Regions from separate parts of the Homo sapiens genome. Here region 1 is linked to region 2. Evidence: read pairs that join two places in POLR2A ChIA-PET (ENCODE). Cell type or tissue: Caco-2. All regions are shown on one strand. Each heading gives the region's core, and the rest is flanking DNA. Links, peaks and the distances in the headings are about the cores only.

Region 1 (11,543 bases), core at 1,673-9,672, 69 kb after region 2:
CCTATCTACAGAGGTACTGTGTAATCATAGAAATACCCAGTTCACACACTATTCTGACCCACAGAGAGGACACACATTCACACTTACTACATGTTTACATACCTAATATACTCGCACCTCTGTGACAAAACTTTTTTAACAGTTTTGTTATAATTTGTTATATAAATGTAGGAAAAACAACCAGAATGGTATCGCCCTTTCATACATTTCTATCACAAAAAGAACCATTAAAAGTGATTTATACATTGTACCTCTGTATTTGGCAGATTATAGAATGACATACTGGGAGATTTAGAATTTAAAAATATTACAGAGATAAGATTATAAACTCCCAGTAACTATATAAAGAATCTCATCATCTAGTTAAAATTTCAAAAATCTTCCGCAAGATTTCTCACAGCTATTTAAAAAGCAAATTCAGATTGAGGAGAATGTTGTCTCATGACTGAGTAAAGTAGTGTTTCTTTCTTCAGGGGCAATCTGTGACCACCAGCATGAGAGTCACCATGAGCATTTAAAAATGCTTCTTGGGACTGGTTGCAGTGGCTCACGCCTATAATCCCAGCACTTTGGGAGGCCGAGGCGGGTGGATTGCTTGAGGTCAGGAGTTGGAGACCAGCCTGGCCAACATGGCAAAATCCCATCTCTACTAAAAACACAAAAATTAGCTGGGCGTGGTGGCACACACCTGTAGTCGCAGCTACTCCAGAGGTTGAGGCAGGAGAATTGCTTAAACCCAAGAGGTGGAGGTTGCAGAAAGCTGAGATCGCTCCACTGCATTCTAGACTGGGCCACAGAGTGAGATTCTGTCTCAAAAAAAAAAATCTTCTTGGCTCCATCTCTTTACCTACTGAGTGAAAACACCAGGATGGCTGTTATGCATACTTGAGGAAAGACACACTCATCTGTCTGCTAGATAACACAGGTACTCTGGCTCTCATCGGGCAGCTTAGCAACAAGCTGGCTCAGCCTAAGGCAGAAACCAGGATTGATATGGAAAACTCCCCAGCTGATGGGTGTCTAAAAGCTTGTTACATATGGCCAGGCGCAGTGGCTCACGCCTGTAATCCCAGCACTTTGGGAGGCCGAGGTGGGCGGAACACCTGAGGTTGGGAGTTCGAGACCAGCCTGACCCACATGGAGAAACCCCATATCTACTAAAAATACAAAATTAGCCGGGCTTCGTGGCGCATGCCTGTAATCCCAGCTACTTGAGAATCGCTTGAACCTGGGAGGTGGAGGTTGCCGTGAGCCAAGATCGTGCCATTGCATTCCAGCCTGGGCAACAAGAGCAAAACTCTGTCTCAAAAAAAAAAAAAAAAAAAAAAAAAAAGCTATGTTACATACATAGACCAACACTATTTTAACCCCAATAGAAAAACTCCAAGTTTTCCAAATTGGCTGAGTGATCTCTGCTCCCTCCAAACTCCTTCATGGATAAGTGAAGTGGCAGTGAGTCTGATCTCTCTTCTGAAACACTTTCAAAGGTGCGTCCAGTCATATCAGCAGCGAACACAGCTTTCTATGGGTTGGTGAGAGACTAGGGGATCCCATGCATTTGTTTAGCCCTGAGTTTGCAAGTTTTTGTTTTGGGCCTACACTGGGTGTTGTTGTGCTGTTTATTCAAGCCATGTATTGCTTGATAACATGGAAGTTTGAAAACCACCAGGCATGTATTATTTAATACATTTGCCAATGATTTGGAAGAAGTAAACACTCCATAAAAACATCACATTTCTATTCCCATAGATGACCTCATATTACTTGTTAGTTAGGAGTCACATAAAGGAGAATAAATTGCAGAAATTTTTTTTAGAATTTTTTTCTCTTTTTAAAGACAAGATCTTGCTGTGTCGCCCACGCTGGAGTGCAGTGATGCAATCATGGCTCTCTGCAGCCTCAATCTCTTAGGCTCAAGCAGTCCTCCCACCCCAGCCTCCCATGTAGCTGAGACTACAGGCATGAGCCACTTCATACAACTTATTATTATTATTATTACCATTGAGGCAGGGTCTCACTATGTTGCCCAGGCTGGTCTCAAACTCCTGTCTTCAAGATATTATACTGATTTGGCTTCTCAAAGTGCTGGGATTACAGGTGTAAACCACTGTGCCCAGCCATAATTTTTTTAGAATTTTGACTTGAAGTATCTTCTTTAAATTATGTGCTTCCTTTAAAATATTACTACAGCTAAAACTTAATAGCTATTTTTTGTAAATATATAGAAAATACTTAAGTATGTGTGTTGATGTTATGATCTCAATTCAGTACATTTATAGCTCAACAGTTCCTATGGTTGTTGAATGGGATTCTCTTTTTGCCAGTTAATGTTAATATGACAAAATTGCAGAGACAATTCATAAGAAGTTTATTTTTATTTTTATTTCAATAGTTTTTGGGGTACAGGTGGTTTTCAGTTACCTGGATAAGTTATTTAGTAGTGATTTCTGAGATTCTGGTGCACCCATCACCTGAGCAGTGTAAGGTGTGCCCAAAAGACTGCTATATGTAGTCTTTTATCCCTCTCATCCCTCTCCCTTCTCCTCCCAAGTTTCCAGAGTATGTTATATCATTCTTATGCCTTTACATCCTCATAGTTTAGCTCCCACTTATAAGTGAGAACATATGATATTTGGTTTTTCATTTCTGAGTTACTTAGAATAATGGCCTCCAGCTCCAACCAAGTTGCTACAAAAGACATTATTTCATTCCTTTTTATGGCTGAGTTCATAAAAAGATTAAGTAAGACTGGCCGGGCACAGTGGCTCACGCCTATAATCCCAGCACTTTGGGAGGTCGAGGCAGGCTGATTGCTTGAAGTCAGGAGTTTGAGACCAGCCTGGCCAACATGGTGAAAACCCATTTCTACTAAAAATACAAAAAAGTAGCCAGGCGTGGTGGCACATGCCTGTAGTCCTAGCTACTCAGGAGGCTAAGGCAGGAGAATCGCTTGAACCTGGGAGGCAAAGGTTGCAGTGAGCCTACATGGCGCCACTTCACTCTAGCCTGGGTGACAGAGCAAGACTCCGTCTCAACAACAACAACAAAAAAAAAAAAAAAAAAAAAGAAGAAGAAGAAGAGGATTAAGTAAGTCTTTGCTGACCTCCATCAGTAGGTAAAAATTTTGTGTGATAGGCTCAAACACTGAAAACTTTCCCTTGTTGGGATAAAACCATGTGTATCTCCATTTCTAATACTGTATCCCAAGTATCACAACTGTGAGAAAGAGCTACTAAAAGCAGGGAAGGTTCAGAAGAAGACAAAGTAATCAGTGAAATGGGGAACCCCTCAATAACATACTAACCAGATTAAAACTCTAATTATCTTAAATGAAACAAACAAGGGCAGAGAGAAGACCTAACTGTAAAATTAAGAAGGGATAAAAAGTAAACAGAGTTGTTCATTAACTCATGAAATCATAGAATGAGAGGGCATCTCTTACCTTATTGAGGTAAGTTTAGTCCAGTTAGAGAGAAGTATAACTTCATATTAAAAAGTAAAACTCAGGCCAGGTGTGATAGCTCACGCCTTTAATCCCAGCACTTTGGGAGGCTGAGGTGGGTGGATTACCTGAGGTCAGGAGTTCGAGACCAGCCTGACCAATATGGTGAAACCCTGTCTCTACTAAAAATACAGAAGAAATTAGCTGGGGGTGGTGGCATGTGCCTATAGTCCCAGCAACTCAGGAGGCTGAGACAGGAGAATTGCTTGAACCCGGGAGGCGGAGGTTGCAGTGAGACGAGATCGCGCCAGTGCACTCCAGCCTGGGCAAAAGAGCAGGACTACATCTCAAAAAATAAAAATAAATAAATAAAACTCAGCCAATGTGGTGGCTCACACCTGTAATCCCAGCATTTTTGGAAGCCAAGGCAGGAGGACTGCTTGAACCCAGGAGTATTCAAGACCAGCCTGGGCAACATAGTGAGTTTCTACCAAAAAAAAAAAAATTTTTTTTTAATTAGTCTGGCGTGGTAGTGCACGTCTATAGTCCCAGCTACTTGGGTGGCTGAGGTGGGAGGATTGCTTGAGCCCAGGAGGTCAAGGCTGCAGTGAACTGTGATTTTGCCACTACAGTCCAGTCTGGGTGACACAACAAAACCCTGTCTCAAAAATATAAATAAATAAAAATCAATAAAATTTGTCCAGGTGTGGTGGCTCATGCCTGTAATCCCAGCATTTTGGGAGGCCGAGGTGGGTGGATTACCTGAGGTCAGGATTTTAAGAGCAGCCTGGCCAACATGGTGAAACCCCATCTCTACTAAAACTACAAAAATTAGTCAGCGTGGTGGTGCGCACCTGTAATCCCAGCTACTTGGGAGGCTGAGGCATGAGAAGTGCTTGAACCCGGGAGGCGGAGGTTGCAGTGAGCCGAGATGGAGCCACTGCACTCCAGCCTGGTTGGCACAGCAAAACTCTGTCTCAAAATAAATAAATAAATAAACATAAATAAATAAAATTCATATGACCCTAGGTGGGGAATTAATCAATTTTTTTTATAAGTTAAGATAAACCAGTGGCTGATAGAGTCCTAGTGAAGCGCAAAGAGTGGTAAGTACCTAACCTTTGATGTTGATATCTAGGAGGACAGCCAAGACTTGCCACCATTTTGTCTGGTGATGCATCCTCTAGAGATAAAGTGTTTAATGGGCCATGCAACTGGTCTGATATGGTGTTAAAGCAAAATAAGCAGAAGGCCATTAGCCTGGGGTTGTTTCTGCACCCAGAAACCTTACACAAGCAAACCAAAACTTAATTTAGAGGAATTCCTTGTAACTAATTAAAATTTTTTATCGACTTTCTCTCAACTCTGTAGAATGCAGTGGAGATGCATAGAAAAAGTCTGAGACTATTTACACCTACTTTCTAAAAACAATTATCTCATCTTCCTTTCTCTTTTCTTCTTTGTTCCTAATTCCCTTACTTCCTGACCTTTCTTACTTTTCCCCTCTTCCCTCTGTCACCATTTTCTTGCTAATGTAAACTTAGTTTATCATTGCCTGAAATCAGGAGTAAAGCCCAAATATTTAAAAAAAAAAAAAAAAAAAAGCTGGAAGAGGCCTGCTATGGTGCTCACACCTGTGATCCCAGGGCTTTGGGAGGCCAAGGTGGGAGGATCACTTGAAGCCAAGAGTTCAAGGCTGCAGTGAGGTCTGATTGTGCCATTGCACTATAGCCTGGGTGACAGACAGAGACCCTGTCTCTGGAAAAGAAAATCTGGAAGAGAATTGAAAAAAATTACTTGTGGGGCCAGGTGCGGTGGCTCACGCCTGTAATCCTAGCACTTAGGGAAGCCAAGGCAGGTGGATCACCTGAGGTCAGAAGTTTGAGACCAGCCTGGCCAACACATCTCTACTAAAAATACAAAAATTAGCCAGGCCTGATGGCGTGAGCCTGTAATCCCAGCTACTTAGGAGGCTGAGACAGGAGAATCGCTTGAGCCCAGGAGGTGGAGGTTGCAGTGAGCTGAGATCGCACCACTGCACTCCAGCCTAGGCAAAAAGAGTGAGATTCCGTCTCAAAAAAAAAAAAAAAAAGAAAAGAAAAGAAAAAGATTACTTATGATATGGGTGTATTATCTTTAGCTATTCATATGCATTGTCAAATCTCTGGGTCTTTAAATTCTAGCAAATGTTCCTCTTTTTCATAATGCTAATATCTTACATGTCTGTGAACTAGAGTTTTTTTTTTTTTTTTAGATTGTTGGACAATCGCGAGGGAGGAACTTTCTCTCCCATTTTTGATGTTTCTTCCTTGTGGAGGGAATGTAATTAGTGTAACTCCTGACCTTCCTGCACCTCTTTATTAGCTCTTCCCAGGGAAGTCATTTATTTGGTGGGTAAATTTGAGATGTAAATACTTGAGCATGTATGCTCTGCTTAGCTTCTCTTCGTCCTCTGGGAAACTGATTACATTTAAACATACACACACACACACACACACACACACACACACACCCCAAGCCATGCTTCAGCCAATCATAGAGCCAACTACCAGCCAATGACAAACAGCCAGCCAGCTGTTAGTTATATAACTAGGGACTTTCACTGGATCATACCTAAGCAAGGCAAATGCCTAGCTGTAGCCAATGAAGTAACTTCTTTACTTTTGCCTCCATGTTCAGCCTATAAGCATGCTGCTGCTCATGCTGTTAAAGTGGAGCTCTCTGAAGTTATTCTTTTTTTTTTTTTTTTTTTTGAGACAAAGTCTTGTGCTGTCACCCAGGCTGGAGGGCAGTGGCACAATCACACCTCACTGCAGACTTGACCCGGGTCCAAGCCATCCTCCCACCTCAGCCTCCCAAGTAACTGGGACTACAGGCATGCACCACCATGCTGGGCTATTTTTTTTTTTTTAACTTTTTGGTAGAGACAAGGTCTCACCATGTTGCCTAGGCTCGTTTTGAATTCCTAGGCTCAAGCGATCCTTCCACCTCAGTTTCCTAAAGTATTAGAATTACAGGCATGAGCCACTGCACCCAGCCTTGAACTTATTCCAATTTTGAGTGCTGCCTCATTCATGAATCCTTTATTGCTCAAATAAGCGTTAAATTTATTTTATGTGAAGGCTTTACCAGTGGTAATCATTGTCTTTAGGCAATAAAAAACAGATGGATAGAAAAGAATAAATGCTCAGTAAAGAAACCACAGGATACTTATGCTTTGGCTAAAAAAAAAAATTGGAATGAAAATTTTTATACAATGTTGCTAATTGTATCATATGAATAAAAGCTATGATTTTTAAATAAATTACTAACATTATTCACTTCTTGCATTATTCTGGATAAACATATTTTAGTGACCTACAAAGCCCTACGTAATCTCTGCTCCATTCCCTTCCCACCCATCTGAGATCATCTCTTATCATGATCCCACTCATTCACTCTATGCCAGCCATATGGCCTCCTTGCTGTTCCTCCAGCACACCCACCTTTTCCTGCCTCACTGCCTTCACCTGTGCTGCTCCCACTGCCTGGTTGCTCTTCTCCCACATGTATCCATGGCTTGTTCCCTCTCTTCACCAAAGGCTCTATGGAAATGTCACTTTCACAGGGAGTCCTTCCCTGACTATCCCATTACAAATACCACTGTTGCCCTGCCCAGTGCTGCCGGCCCTGTGCCTGTCCCCGGTTTGAGGCTTGGTCCCCTTTTCCCGTGTCCATCATTCTGTGCAGAAGCACCGCCAGAATGTCTCATTAACTACTCTACGAGGTTGCTGACATTGGTTTGGCCGCCTGGGGATGCAAGGCCCTGGACACTGAGGAGAACAAGAAGCCAGGCCTGATGCACGTGTAGGAGCTGTACTCAGCCTCCAAGCCACTGAAGAGCGTCCGCATCACTGGCTGCCTGCACATGACTGTGGAGACAGTCGTCCTCACTGAGACCCTCCTTGTCCTGGGTGCTGAAGTGCAGTGGTCCAGCTGCAACATCTTCTCCACCCAGGACCATGCAGCAGCTGCCATTGCCAAGGCTGGGATTCCAGTGAACGCCTGGAAGGGAGAAACGGAGGAGAAGTACCTTTGGTGCACCAAGCAGACACTGTACTTCAAGGACAAGCTCCTCAACATGATTCTGGACATCACTGGGGGCCTCACCAACCTCACTCACACTAAGTACCCACAGCTCTTGTCGGGCATCAGAGACATCTCCGAGGAGACCATGACTGAGGTCCACAACCTATACAAGATGATGGCCAATGGGATCCTGAAGGTGTCCACCATCAACGTTAATGATTCTGTCACCAAGAGCAAGTTTGACAACCTCTATGGCTGCCACCAGTCCCTCCCCAGATGGCATCAAGTAGGCCATAGGTGTGATGATTGCCAGCAAGGTAGCTGTGGTAGCGGTCTATGGTGATGTGGGCAAGGGCTGTGCCCAGGCCCTGCAGGGATTCGGGGCTCACGTCATTATCACCGAGATCGACCCCATCAATGCACTGCAGGCTGCCATGCAGCGCTATGAGGGGACCACCATGGACAAGGCCTGTCAGGAGGGCAACATCTTTGTCACCACCACAGGCTGTGTTGACATCATCCTTGGCTAGCTGCCCAACAGGCACTTTGAACAGATGAAGGATGATGCCATCGTGTGTAACACTGGACACTTTGACGTGAAAATCGATGTCAGGTGGCTCAACAAGAATGCTATGAAGAAGGTGAACATCAACTCCAGATGGACTAGTACTGGCTAAAGAATGGGCGTGGCACCATCCTGCTGGCTGAGTGTCAGCTGGTCTACCTGGGTTGTGCTATGGACCAACCCAGCTTTGTGATGAGTAACTCCTTCACCAACCATGTGATGGTGCAGATTGAGCTGTGGACCCACTCAGATAAGTACCCCATTGAGGTTCACTTCCTGCCCAGGAAGCTGGATGAGGCAGTGGCTGAAGCCCATCTGGGCAAGGTGAACATGAAACTGACCAAGCAGACTGAGAAGCAGGCCCAGTACCTGGGCATGTCCTGTGATAGTCTCTTCAAGCTGGATCACTACCACTACTGAGAGCCAGGCCTGTCCTTCACCTTCCAGCTGTCGTCCTTGCCCAGGCCCCGCCTCTCCTCCCTAAGAGCAAATGGCACCAACTTTGTGATTGGCTTGCCAGTATTCCCCATCGACTCCCTGGGGCTGGTCACTCATCCCTCATGCTTTTCCAAGTGTGGCAAAGGGAATTGAGAGGACCCTCCTCAAGCCCTGATCATGATGGAGGTACAAGGGAGGCAACCACAGGGAACCATAAGCTCAGTGGTCTTGGAACTGCTCACTAAGTCAGTCCTTCCTTAGCCTGGAAGTTGGTAGTGGAGTCACAAAACCCATGTATTAATACTTTACCATCTAGGCCTTCACCTGGTCTGTGGACTTATACCCCTGTGCTTGGTTTACAGGCTCAGTGGTTCCTCAGCCCATGACAGATGAGAAGGAGCTATATTGAAGGGCAAGGAGGAACTGTTTGAATTTTCCTGAGAGCCTGGCTTAGTGATGGGCCTTCTCTTAAACCTCATAACAATGAGGTTGGTACTTTTAGTCCTTGTTTTACAGGGGTTAGAATAGACTGTTAAGGCACAACTGAGAAAAGACAGAGAAGTAACAGCCAGAGGTTGAGAGGGGCCATTAAAACGTAAAAGCATAGATCTGCCACCACTTTGTAACAAGATGGTTTCTATCACAACCCCAGAAAATAATTTGGCTTATGTTTATATAATGTTTAAAGAAAGCAACAAGGTGGGTACATAAAAATCTTAGTGCCAAAACACACACACACACACACACACACAATCACTGTTGGCCAGGCACAGTGGCTCACACCTGTAATCCCAGCACTTTGGGAGGCCTAGGCAGGAGAATCACTTCAGCCAGGAGTTCAAGACCAGCCTGAATGACAAGGTGAAACCCCATCTCTACAAAAAATACAAAAATTAGTTGGGGATAGTGGTGCATGTGTATAGTCCCAGCTACTAGAGAGGCTGAGGTGGGACGGTCACTTGAGCCTGGGAGATTGAAGCTGCAATGAGCCATGAACATGCCACTGTACTCCAGCTTGGGCAACAGAGCAAGACCCTGTCTCAAAAACAACAATAACAACAACAACAACAAAACCCACAAACAAACAAAAACCACTGTCCTTGCTAGTCCTTTATCCTGTTTTATTTTTCTTCTAACACTTCTAGCACTTAACAACACCTGACATAGTCTACGTGTATTTGCTTATTGTATGTCTCCTCGACTAGAATGTAAGTCAGCTCCGTGTTGAGCAGGAATTTTATATTGTGAATCTAAAACAATGCCTGGCATAGAACATGCATTCAGTAAGTACTTGTTAAATGAATGGAAGATGAACCAGATTTTGGACTACTGCTTATGCTGGATGGCATGTAAATTGAAGCTGTGATCAAATACAGGCCATGCCTCTAAACAGCTGATGACCGCTTAGATTCTAGGTGCCATAGATACTGCTGCCTGGTTTGTTACAATACTTTTTTTTTTTTTTTTTTGCTTTTACTCTTTACTATTATTCATTACTGGATGGTGGGTGAGGGGAAAAATACAGAATACATGCCCTAGTCCAGTGCTGTCCATTAGAGCTTTCTTTAATAATGGAAGTAGCCTGTATCTGCTGGTCAATAAGGTAACCAATAGTTACCAGGGGCTGTTGAGCACTTGAAATATGGATATTTTGACTGAACTGAATTTTTAATTTTACAACTAGCTGTGGTTACTAGTTACTGTATTTAGCAGCCATACTCAACAATCCTATAGGTCTATCTTAATTACTTTTATAGGAATGAAGAGTATTATAATTATTTCTCAATTATATATATTTGGTTTTAATTTCTACAGAGGAAGAGGACAACAAAGTTTTGTGAACTATTATTCATATAAGTTTGTAGTTGTTTAAGGAAAAGACTTCACAGAGAACAGGGCAGAGAGTAACACAATATCTGATTTCCAAAAAATTCAATCAAACTTTGATATGGATTTGGTCAAATCATTGTTTAATGGCCTCCTTAACATTATTATTAAACTGATTTATATAATTTGCTTTTTACTAATCAAATACATTGTTTTAAATCTTAATTATTTTTTATTATAAAAGTAATACACATTCAGTGTAACAAGTTCAAATAATCTCTCAGGTGGATAAAATACGGACATCCACCACACTGTACCTACCAAGATGCCCATACCCCAAAGATGATTGCTGTTAAACATTTAGAGTGCCTTTCCTGACTTTTTTGTCTAAGCACCTTTAAAAACCAATACTTTTGGTTTTCAGTGATAGCTCTGAATCCCCTTTAGGCATAGAGTGTGGGAAATTATATTTCTGCAGCAAACTCAGGCTCTGCAACATCAAGTGTGGATTCACTGGAAATTATTTGAAGTAACACTTAGAGATCATAGTAGCCAAAAAATGTTGGGAAATTAAAAAGGGGTTTTTAAAAATTAATTATCGTTATTATTATTTTTTTCAAAGAGACAGGGTCTTCACTCCATCACCCAGGATGGAGTTCAGTGGCGGAATTACAGCTCACTGAAGCCTCAAACTCCTGGGTGCAACCAATCCTCCTGCCTCAGCCTCCCAAGTAGCTTGGACTACAGGCATGCACCAACTGTGCCAGGCTAATTTTTTAATATTTTGTAGGGATAGGGTCTTGCTATGTTGCCCAGGCTGATCTCAAACTCCTGACCTCAAGCAATCCACGCACCTCAGCCTCCCATAGTGCTGGGATTACAGGAGTGAGCTCCCACACCCAGCTGAAAAAGGTTTTTGTGGAGGGAGTATGATCAGGAGAAAAATCATGGAATGTGCTCGAAAGAGATCTAAAGGGCCATGGAAGTCAAAAGGTTGAACTCCATAGAACAAAACATGAAGTATGGAAAGATTCTTTAAAAAACACTTGACTTTGGAACAAAATCCAAATTGTTCCCATGATTTCATTCTTTGACATTATGTTCATTTTGGTTATCTTAGTCTTTTCTCAGAATTCCTCTTTAACAGAGAATTATCTAAAAGCCCCTGGCTAAGTTAATGCTTATGACTATGGTCACAAATGG
Region 2 (11,285 bases), core at 1,486-9,485:
CCTGTAATCCCAGCACTTTGGGAGGCCAAAGCAGGTGGATCACCTGAGGTCGGAGTTCGAGACGAGCCTGACCAACATGGAGAAACCCCGTCTCTACTAAAAATACAAAATTAGCCAGGCATGGCGGTGCATGCCTGTAATTCCAGCTACCCCGGGAGGCTGAGGCAGGAGAATCACTTGAACCTGGGAGGTGAAGGTTGCAGTGAGCCGAGATCGCGCCATTGCACTCCAGCCTGGGCAACAAGAGTGAAACCCCATCTCAAAAAAAAAAAGAAAATGATTTAAACAGTTGGCTACTCACCATTCTACTTAATAAACATAAGTCCCAGCATGAGCCTGAAATATGAATCTATTTCCTCAGTAGGTCTCAGTTCTCAAATGCATCTTATGGAATGAACTTCTCATTGCAATGGATAAGTTAACGTTTTATAAGATTTTATTTTGTACAACATAGCCCACAAATGTAAACCGTCTTCCTCTAGGGCACAATTGAGGAAACAGTGATATATTTCATCACTAGAGGAAAAACTGACTGTTTTGGAATTATTGAGAGATGGTACCTTACTTCCCAAATGGCAACTTCCTACAAGTTAATTCTGACTATACAGTATTTTCCCCTAATATGCATAATCATTAAATAAGTGGTAACTCCAACGCGTCTCAGACCTTTAAGGATATGACCTGTGCCTCACTGCAGCCTCATCACTCACCACTTACCCCTTGGATTTATATTTTAATACAGGGTTATTTACAATACCCTCATGTGCTATTCTGTCTCATGATTCTACTCCTTTATATGTTATCCAGCCTAAGACGTCTTCCCCTCCCGAACTTACCTAAGTAGTCCTATTCTCCCTCCAAACGCAGTTCAGACATTACCTCCTCCGATAAGTTTCCCTTGACCTCAGCAAAATGAATTAATCACTTCTTTATTCTCTCATTGTGGCCTTAACACACTTCCATTATTAGATAGATTCCATCACATTACAAATGATTTATTTATAAGCTTTCCTCTCCCATAAGCCTTAGGAATTCAGACAAGGATTGATCTCTTTTTTTTTTTTAACCCTTATAGGAGTAAAGGCTAATGGTTTATCTTATTCTTATGTGTATTTTAGTATCTAGCAGCTTCTAATATACCACTCAACAGATGTTTGCTAAATTAAACAAGTCCTTTCTATTCAGCATTATTATAAACACTGTAAACCTACACACAAAAATTAAAGGCAAGATCTTTAACCAAAAATATTTCACAAACTGAAAAAATTTGTAGATTATAACAAAAGTAGTTTGTAGTTCAGTGTTTTGTTTAAGTGGGTATAGACACCATAGATCAGTGCTCTTCAAACTGTTGGTCATGACCTATTAACAGACTGTGAAATCACTTTAGTAGGTTAAAGCCAATGTTTTTGAAAATATCAGCATATATCAAATGTAGTTATCACACATGCACATAGTAACATATATAGATAATTACCATGTAAGATATATTTTTTATTGGGAGTCAGAATAAACAATCATCTGAGAGCTACTTCTATAGTTGTTAGATAGGTTTCAAGGTTTATATTAACAAGTTGTAGTAGTCAAAGAAGGCCTCTTCAATGAAGGACTTAACATTTGTTTTTGTTTGTTTGTTTGTTTGTTTTGAGATGGAGTCTCGCTCTGTCGCCCAGGCTGGAGTGCAGTGGCACGATCTTGGCTCACTGCAAGTCCGCCTCCCGGGTTCACGCCATTCTCCTGCCTCAGCGTCCCGAGTAGCTGGGACTACAGGCGCCCACCACCACACCCGGCTAATTTTTTGTATTTTTAGTAGAGACGGGGTTTCACCATGTTAGCCAGGATGGTCTCGATCTCCTGACTTCGTGATCCACCCGCCTCGGCCTCCCAAAGTGCTGGGATTACAGGCGTGAGCCACCGTGCCCCGCAGGACTTAACATTTGAAGCATAATCTGTCTCCCCATCATCTCTTCTCAGCTCATCTATCAATCTCCCCATCATCTCTTCTCAGCTCATCTATCAATCTCCCCATCATCTCTTCTCAGCTCATCTATCATTCTCCCCCTTAGTCACTGTGCTCTAGCCACAAAAGTCAGCAATTCTTTGAACAAGGCAAATGTGTTCGCACTTTAGGGTCTAGCACAAGTTGGTTCTGCTGTCTAGAACTCTTCACTTAGATACTGTATGGCTTGCTCCTGCACTCTAGGACACCCAGGGAGCAGCTTTCCCAGACCACCTAAGATAGCTACCACATCCCACCAATCTATCCCCTCACCTCTTTTTTTTTTAGATGGAGTCTCGCTCTGTCACCAGGCTGGAGGTGCAGTGGTGCCATCTCGGCTCACTGCAGCCTCCACCTCCCAGGTTCAAGCGATTCTCCTGCCTCAGCCTCCCGAGTGGCTGGGACTACAGGCACACACCACCACGCCTAGCTAGTTTTTGTATTTTTAGTAGAGATGAGGTTTCACCATGTCGGCCAGGATGGTCTTGATCTCCTGACCTCATGATCTGCCCGCCTCGGCCTCCCAAAGTGCTGGGATTACAGGCATGAGCCACCACACCTGGCCAATCAAATGTAGTTACCACACATGCACATAGTAACATATATAATTACCATGTAAGATATATTTTTTATTGGAAGTCAGAATAAACAATCATCTTTTATTACCTACTTTTATTCCTTTTCATTTTACTCATTACCACCTAACATCACGTATTTGTTTACTATGTGTCCCTCCCCACAAACGTCAGCTCCAAGAAAACGGGACTTTGTCTTCTCTTTTGTTCATTACTATAACATCAGAGATTAGAACAGTGCCAGCCGCAGGGCAAACATCCCTGAGTAGGCTCTGACAGGCAAGGAAAGGAAGAATGCATGGAGTTGTGCTTAAGCAAGGTATATTACAGAGTAAACACCAGCTTGATAATGTTAAACAGTAAGGAATAAGGCTGAAGAAGAATATAAAAAGGTTTGAAAGTCAGAAAGTAGAATTTGGACTTTATCTTGTAAACAACTGGGAGTCATTCAAATTTTTGAGCAAATGGTGACCCTTTCAAACATTTATTCAGCAAGGTTCAATTCACTTTGTTTGACAGAATAGACAGTGCAAAGGTCAATAGCACATGTTCTCTCCTCAGGCTTATATGTTTAGCAATGGGTTCAAAATATTTTCAGGAAAATCATTCTGGCAGCCATATGCAAAAAGGATGCAAGGAAGGAAAATCTAAAGTTTAAAGGAAGCAAATAATAGGCAATGCAGAATTCCAAGACAAACTGGGAGCCAATAAAGAGTAAAAAACTGTGCTCACGCCTGTAACGCCTGCACTTTGGGAGGCCGAGGAGGGCGGCACCTGAGGTTGGGAGTTTGAGACCAGCCTGACCAACATGGAGAAATCCCATCTCTACTAAAAATACAAAATTAGCCAGGCATGGTGGTGCACGCCTGAAATCCCAGCTACTCAGGAGGCTGAGGCAGGACAATCGCTTGAACCTAGGAGGCAGAGGTTGCAGTGAGCCAAGATTGCGCCATTGCACTCCAGCTTGGGCAACAAGAATGAAACTCCGTCTCAAAAAAACAAAAAATAATAAATAAATAAAGCAAAAGTATGCATCGCAGACTACTTCAAAATTTAAGTATGATAAAATTAAAAGAAATGGTGAAAGCAGGTGAGAGGCTGAATAATAATAAATCTAAAAGTGATGGAAATTCCTTGAGCGTTCCAACAGAAATATCCAGTAAACTACTGGAGCATCAAACATGGATGGGACACACATTTGGGAGTCATCAGCATATAAAACATCTAAGAGGGGAATAATCAAGTACTGATGAGACTAACAGTGCTAAGAGGCTCATGAAACAACAAAGAAAACAGAATAGTCAGAAGGGAAAACCAGGATGGCAAACTAACACAAACGGCAAGGAGAGAACATTAAAAAGCCTCAGTGGAAATAGTAACACATATATACTAGCTGAAAAGAGTCAGGATGAAGCCAATATTATTGACAAAAAAGATGTCCTCTGAAGCGACAATCTGAATTATGCTATTCCAAAACTGCGTAAGTTAGGAAAGTAGTAGTAAAAGAACTCAGGAGTTGACTAGCCTGGCCAACACAGTGAGACCTTGTCTCTACCAGGAAAATACAAAAATTAGCCAGGCATGGTGACACATGCGTGTAGTCCCAGCTACTCGGGAAACTGAGGTAGGAGGATCACCTGAGCCTGGGGAGGTCAAGGCTGCAGTGAGCTGCAATTGTACTCCAGCCTGGGCAACACAGTGAGACCCTGTCTTCGAAAAAAAAGTAAAAACTCACGGCAGCAATTGTAATTCAATTCTTAAAATTTTTGAAATGAAGAGAAATGCAGCAGATAGCTAGAAAGAACAGTAGCAGCAGTTCATCAAAATTGATTTTTTTTCCTCCCAAAGTACAGATGTCTGTACATTTTTTTTTGTTTTTTTTTTAGATGGAGTCTCGCTCTGTCGCCTAGTCTGGAGTGCAGTGGTGCGATCTCGGCTCACTGCAAGCTCCGCCTCCCGGGTACACGCCATTCTCCTGCCTCAGCCTCCCGAGTAGCTGGAACTACAGGCGCTCGCCACCACGCCCAGCTAATTTTTTTTATTTTTAGTAGAGACGGGGTTTCACTGTGTTAGCCAGGATCGTCTCGATCTCCTGACCTCGTGATCCACCCGCCCTGGCCTCCCAAAGTGCTGGGTTTACAGGCATGAGCCACCACGCCCGGTGAGAAGTCTGTACATATTTTAAGGTAGGGAAGAAAAAACATTGCAAATAACAATCAAAGTGACCAGAGAGGTAAAGTTAACTGTGGCAGCAGGATTCTTCTTCCGTTCAATTTACAAAATAAGATGAAAGAACAGTGATTTGTCATGGTTACAATGAAAAAAAAATGTGCAAGCTTGTACCCTGTTTTCCTTTTTCACTTATATAGAAGTAAATGGCATCTATTAAGAGTTAAAGAGGAAGAAGGAATATGAGACAACAGAAAAATGCAATTAATAAGATGATTGCCAAGAAGTAGGAGGGGCCTATTTGGAATTGTTCAGCGTAAATTTATAGTGGCCAAGAAATCTTCATAATTACTCACCTTCCTCCACAAATATGCTGTGACCTGTGAGGGAAAACAGAAGAAATCGATGGTGGAAAAATCTGACAACAGGAGTCCAGTAAAATATAAAATAAGTGATTGATGTCAAAGTGCAGACTGTATCTAGTGCATACAGGAGTTAAGCTAAACGTCTCAGACTGTTTGGGTTGCTGTAACAAAATACCATAAACTGGGTAGCTTACAAACAACAGAAAGTTTTTTTTTTTTTTTTTTTGTAGAGATGGGAGTCTCACTATGGTGCCAAGGCTGGTAGTGAACCACCTCACCCAGCCCAGGAGGCTGAGAAGTCCAAAATAAGGCACTGGCAGATTCAGTATCTGGTAAGGGCCAGCTTCTAGACATCTGTCTTTTTGCTGTAACCTCATGTGGAAGAAAGAGCTAACAAGCTGTCTGGAGTCTTTTTTTTTTTTTTTGAGACAGAGTCTCACTCTGTCGCCCAGGCTGGAGTGCAGTGGCGCCATCTCGGCTCACTGCAACCTCCGCCCCCCCCAGGTTCAAGCGATTCTCCTGCCTCCACCTCCTGAGTAGCTGGGATTACAGGCACCTGCCACTGTGCCCGGCTAATTTTTGTATTTTTAGTAGAGATGGGGTTTCACCATCTTGGCCAAACTGGTCTTGTACTCCTGACCTCCTGATCCACCCACCTCAGCCTCCCAAAGTGCTGGGATTACAAGCATGACCCACTGCACCCGGTCTGGAGTCTCTTTTTTAAGAGCACTAATCCCACTCCTGAGGGCTCTACCCACCTGAGCTAATCACCTCCCAAAGGCCCCATCTCCTAATGCCATCATCTTGGAGGTTAAGATTTCAACATGAATTATGGGGAGACACAAGCTTTTAGACCATAGCACTTAGGGCAAGAAACTGAGGGTCACTATGAATGGAACAAGTAAAGGAACACAGGAAGAATAATCACATTGGCAAAGATCACAGAGTTCACACAAGTCATTTAGGGCACAAAGGAAATTTTTTAGATCATTCACTTACACACCATACAAATTTTTTTTATTTTTTATTATTAAAAATAATAATAAATATGGAACACATCATAAATTTATGTGTCATCCTTGTGCAGGGACCATGAAAATCTTCTCTGCATCGTTCCAATTTTAGTATATGTGCTGCTGAAGCAAGCACTATACTACTAATTATTTTTTCCTCTGTTTGGATACATGGGAAGTGCTGTGGAAATAAAGGATTCCAGGAGTCAGAAGGGGCTATACATCCAAAACCGTTATCATAATGAGAAGAATTGACCTAATTCCAAAGTTCAGTACTGTAATTTTACAACCACCTCAGTCTCTACATGCACAGAATGGGTGCATTAAAGACAGGTATCACAGTGTCATCTACCCACCTCCTTTAAAGAATCACTACTATAGGCTGGGCGCAGTGGCTTATACCTGTAATCTCAGCACTTTGGGAGGCCAAGGTGGGCAGATCACTTGAAGTCAGAAGTTGGAGACCAGCCTAGCCAACATGGCTAAACCCCGTCTCTACTAAAAATACAAAAATTAGCTGGGCATGGTGGCGGGCACCTGTAACTGCAGCTACTTGGGAGAATCACTTGAACCCGGGAGGCAGAGGTTACAGTGAGCCTAGATCACACCACTGCACTCCAGCCTGGGTGACAGAGTGAAACTCCATCTGGAAAAAAAAAAAAAGAATCACTACTATAGTAAACCACCATAGTAAAAGTATCTTATCCCTCAAGTGTAATGAGACATAAACAAGCTAATTGGGTTATAGGAATGCTCAAGCCTCTTTCAGAAAAAGATTCTACATTATGTAATATAATCACAGCATTAGTGGGTTTAAGATATTCTTTAAAATAGAATCACAGTCAGGACCAACAGGAGTAGTTTTTTAAATTTTTTTTGGAGACAGAATCTTGCTCTGTCACCCAGGCTGCAGTACAGTGGCACAATCTCCGCTCACTACAACCTCCGCCTCCCAGACTAAAGGAATACTCCCACCTCGGCCTCCCGAGTAGCCGAGACACAAGCACACACCACGTCTGGCTAATTTTTGTATTTTTAGTAGGGACGGCGTTTCACCATGTTGGCCAGGCTGGTCTCGAATTCTTGACCTCAAGTGATCCGCCCGCCTCGGCCTCCCAAAGTGCTGGGATTACAGGCATGAGACACTGAGCCCGGCCATTTTTTTTTTTTTAAACTTTGAAACTTTTTGGCTGGGCACAGTGGCTCACACCTGTAATTGCTGCACTTTGGGAGGCCGAGGCAGGCAGATCACAAGGTCAAGAGATCAAGACCATCCTGACCAACATGGTGAAACCACGTTTCTACTAAAAATGCAAAAATTAGCTGGGCGTCGTGGCGCGCACCTGTAGTCCCAGCTACTCGGGAGGCTGAGGCAGAAGAATCGCTTGAACCCAGGAGGCGCAGATTGCACTGAGCTAAGATCGTGCCACTGCATTCCAGCTTGGCGACAGAGTGAGACTCCATCTCAAAAAAAAAATTTTTTTTAAATCATAGTATCAGTATGCTGAGTATTTTTTAAATCAAAGGAGATGGAGGTGGACATTTTCCATTATTTCATTTTAATTGACTTTAATTTACCATGCACTATAAAACTATAAAATACCATGAAAAGATGTTTTAATATTATAAAATAGGACTCAAAATTAATATTTTATAGGTTCCTTATCTTCAATTCCAAAAATCCAAAAAACTTCTGAAACCCAAAATAACTCATCTTGTGGTAAACCTTACCCAAACTGATATGAAGCTATTTACAGTCTTTATCCTATTTAGTGCGAACATTCATACATTTTGTTGCAGAAACAGTAACACTTTTGAAGGGGGATATTGCACTGGACTCTATTGGAAGGCTACACATTACTACCTTGCCCATATAAAAAAAAAATTCCTAATTCCATAACCTATTAGACCCTAAGAGTTTGAATGGTGGACTGTGATCCTATAATTGCTAACATTTATTGAGCTATTAACTGTTATGTTTCAGGTACTGTTCTGTTCACTTTATATGAAATAACATTTAATCTTTCCAATCATCATGAGCTAAGTATTATAATAATCCACATTTTACAAAGAAGGAAACTGAGCCACGGAGAGATTAAGTAAACTGCCTAAAATCACACAGCTAGAGTATGACTAACTGGGATGACACTGGGATGAATATTTAAAATATTACACATAAGAGTAACAACACACAACAAAATAATTGATTATGGTAGGGTGGTAGGAGTGATATGTTTCTCTACTCAATTGATATTACTTCTAGAATAAGGAATCAAACAAAAAATTACAAAACACTACATGCATTTACAAATTCTCATGTACAATTTCTACAAACTTGCTTAAAATGCAGAGTATAAAACCCAAATTTCTCAGCTTATGCTAACACATTTAATTTTTTATTGAAAAGTTACATCTTAATATCTTAATTACAACATGATAGATAATTTATATTCATTGTAGAAGTTAGAAAATTTGGATAAGCAAAAAGAAAACAATCACCTGTAAAACTACACTCAGAAATAACCATTTAACAATTTGGCACATATCCTTCCAGACATAATATATTTTTGGGTTTTTTTACCAAAATGGAATCATGTTTTTAAATTTATTTTTTCTCACTTACATATACCAAGACATCCTTTCATGTCTTTATATTATTCTATCATCATTTTCATGGCTGAGAAGGCAGTACCCCACTGTAGGGATGGACCCTAACAATCACTGTGAAACATTTAGGTTGTTTACAATTTTACCATATAATGATCAATAGTACTGGCTCTAGAGTCACACTGGTTGGATTCAAGTCCTGGCCCTAACACTTAACTAACTCAGGTACCTTGAGCAAGCAACCTCATTTCTCTATGCCTGTTTTTTCTTCTGAAAAGCAGAAATAGTACTACCCACTTCATATGATTACCGTGGGGCTTAAAGGCATTAATACACAGCTTTTATAATCAACAATACTGCATCTAGTATGCTCACAATTAAATATTCACACACATCTTTACTACATCAAAAAAAAAATTCTTTAAAGGGAATTTCCATGTCAGAAGGTATGCCAATTTTTAAAGCTGCTGAATCTACCAAATTACAGTGTGGTTTAAAGCCCTTCATTAAATAGCCTTCTCACTTAATACTCATTTCTCTTTATCCAGGAAGGCAAAAACTATTATCAAGTTAACCAGTTTGTTTCACTCAATTAGCTTTTTGTTCTTCCACCTGTAAACCTCGGCATATTTAATAAAACCTCAAAGTTTATAGGTAACTTGAAGACACCTAGCTCAAATTCTCCTTCAGTACGATTCCTCTACTCTAGAATCCCCAATTTGTCAGTGAACAGGAACAGCCTACCACCCAAAACAACTCATTCTATTTTCACAATTTTGAGGAAATTTATCTTGAAAGAGAATTGAAATCTGCTTCTTTTAAACTTCCACCCACTGACCCTAGTTCCTTCTGGTCAAGTCAAATCTGATCCTTCTGCATGACAGAACTCCAAATCCTTAAAAGTGGCTGTTACTTCTTAAAAGAAGCTCCTCTTCTTTAGGTCAAACATCCCATTTTTTCAACTTTTTCTCATTTCCATTTCTCTCATGATCAAGGTCCTCGTTTATGCTCTACAGATAAGTGATTTTGACACTTAGGTGTCTACCACCTTGGAAATGAGAAAAATTAAGGTCCGTTCCTACCCTACTTAAGTTTGGGCCTCTGTGTGGCTTTTTATTAGCTCTCCAGATGATTCTGATAAAGTCTGAGAATGAATACAAGGTCTCACTTATGATAGTATGCTACCCAAAAAGCCAACACAATACCCCAAATATAATATAACTAGTACACAGTAAAGTGGGGCTAACACCTTGCTCTGTCAATAAGCTGTTCTACCAACTTCAGAATTATTCACAGATGGGTGTGTTGGCTGACGCCTATAATCCCAACACTTGGGAGGCCAAGGTGGGAGGATCACTTGAGTCCAGAAGTTTGAGACCAGCCTGGGCAACACAGTGAGATCTCGTCTCTACAAAAAATTAAAAAATTAGCCAGACATGTTGGCAGGTACCTGTAGTCCCAACTACTCAGGAGGCTGAGGCAGAGGCAGGATCGCTCGAGCCTGAAAGGTGGAGCTTGCAGTGAAGTATAATCGCACCACTGCACTAAGCCTGGGTAACAGAGAAAGCAAGACCCTGTCAAAGAAAGAAGAGGTGCAAAGGGGAAAACAGGGAGGGAAGGAGAGAGAGGGAGAGGGACAGAGGGAGAAGGAGAGAGGAAAGAGGGAGGGAGGGAGGGAGGGAGGGAGGGAGACAGAAAGGTGCACTAGCCCACCAACTGAACTGACAGCTGATTGCACCAAAGCATCTTCTTTGTATAGAGCACTGTGATGTCAACACTGAGAAAAAACACAGGCCCTAATACTGATCTCATCTAGTGCTAGATTTACCTTCTAGAAAGCATGATGGAACAAACATCTTCAGAAAACTATAATACTAATTGTAGCTATCCCAATGTAGGCACATCAGAGCTATAGAAACATTGTGATTACTAGCTGGAAACCATACTAGTTGTTGGGGAGGAGAGGGGAGCAGAGGGATGACACTAAGGAAACTAAGTTGCTCTCAACTTCAAGATTTTGTGTGGGTTTGTTTTTCAACGTTTGCAAAGTCAGAAGAGATGGAGGCCATCAGTGAGTTCATCTGAACTCAGGCTACTTGCAAACAGAGACTGGGTAACTGCCTCGTGCACCCTCAAAAATAAATTCATGATGCAAAACTTCATGTAATTTCTGAATTTCTGAATTCCTCATGACGTGCACTTTACCTGTTACCTGTTAATATTTCTGGTACTGAGGGGCAAAAGAAAAAAGTAAAAAAAAATTCATGGTACAGGAGATGTGGTCCATTACAATGACACAATGTTATGGGAAAAAACACACTAAAACCAAGCATACTTTTTTTTTTTTTTTTGAGACAGAGTTTCGCTCCTGTTGCCCAAGCTGGAATGCAATGGCGCTATCTTGGCTTATTGCAACCTTTGCCTCTCTGGCTCAAGCGATTCTCCTGCCTCAGCCTCCCGAGTAGCTGGGATTACAAGCGCGCACCACCACGCCCAGCTAATTTTTTGTATTTTTAGTAGAAATGGGGTTTCACCGCGTTAGCCAGGCTGGTCTCAA

Evidence for each region. Peaks named below come from ENCODE experiments on the same cell type or tissue, not always from the same donor. Only the 100,000 strongest peaks of a DNase experiment are listed, where the experiment ranks them.
Region 1: POLR2A ChIA-PET joins it to region 2 with 10 read pairs; 31 of 35 experiments call an interaction of 5 or more read pairs at or near these places.

What each region holds. Positions count from the first base shown.
Region 1 is chr15:50,410,199-50,421,741 of GRCh38, forward strand. It overlaps the pseudogene AHCYP7. Among named protein-coding and RNA genes, the nearest start is that of USP8, 8.4 kb to the right of the region's middle. In Caco-2, for the core only: no CTCF peak of the experiment used is centred there; a DNase peak (open chromatin) is centred at 5,973.
Region 2 is chr15:50,341,273-50,352,557 of GRCh38, forward strand. All of the region lies in intron 1 of GABPB1 (GA binding protein transcription factor subunit beta 1), which reads right to left. It overlaps GABPB1-IT1 (GABPB1 intronic transcript), which reads right to left. Exons shown (of 1, transcript NR_026891.1): 1 at 7,664-11,285. It also overlaps the pseudogene RNU6-94P. Among named protein-coding and RNA genes, the nearest start is that of GABPB1-AS1, 7.3 kb to the right of the region's middle. In Caco-2, for the core only: no CTCF peak of the experiment used is centred there; a DNase peak (open chromatin) is centred at 2,819.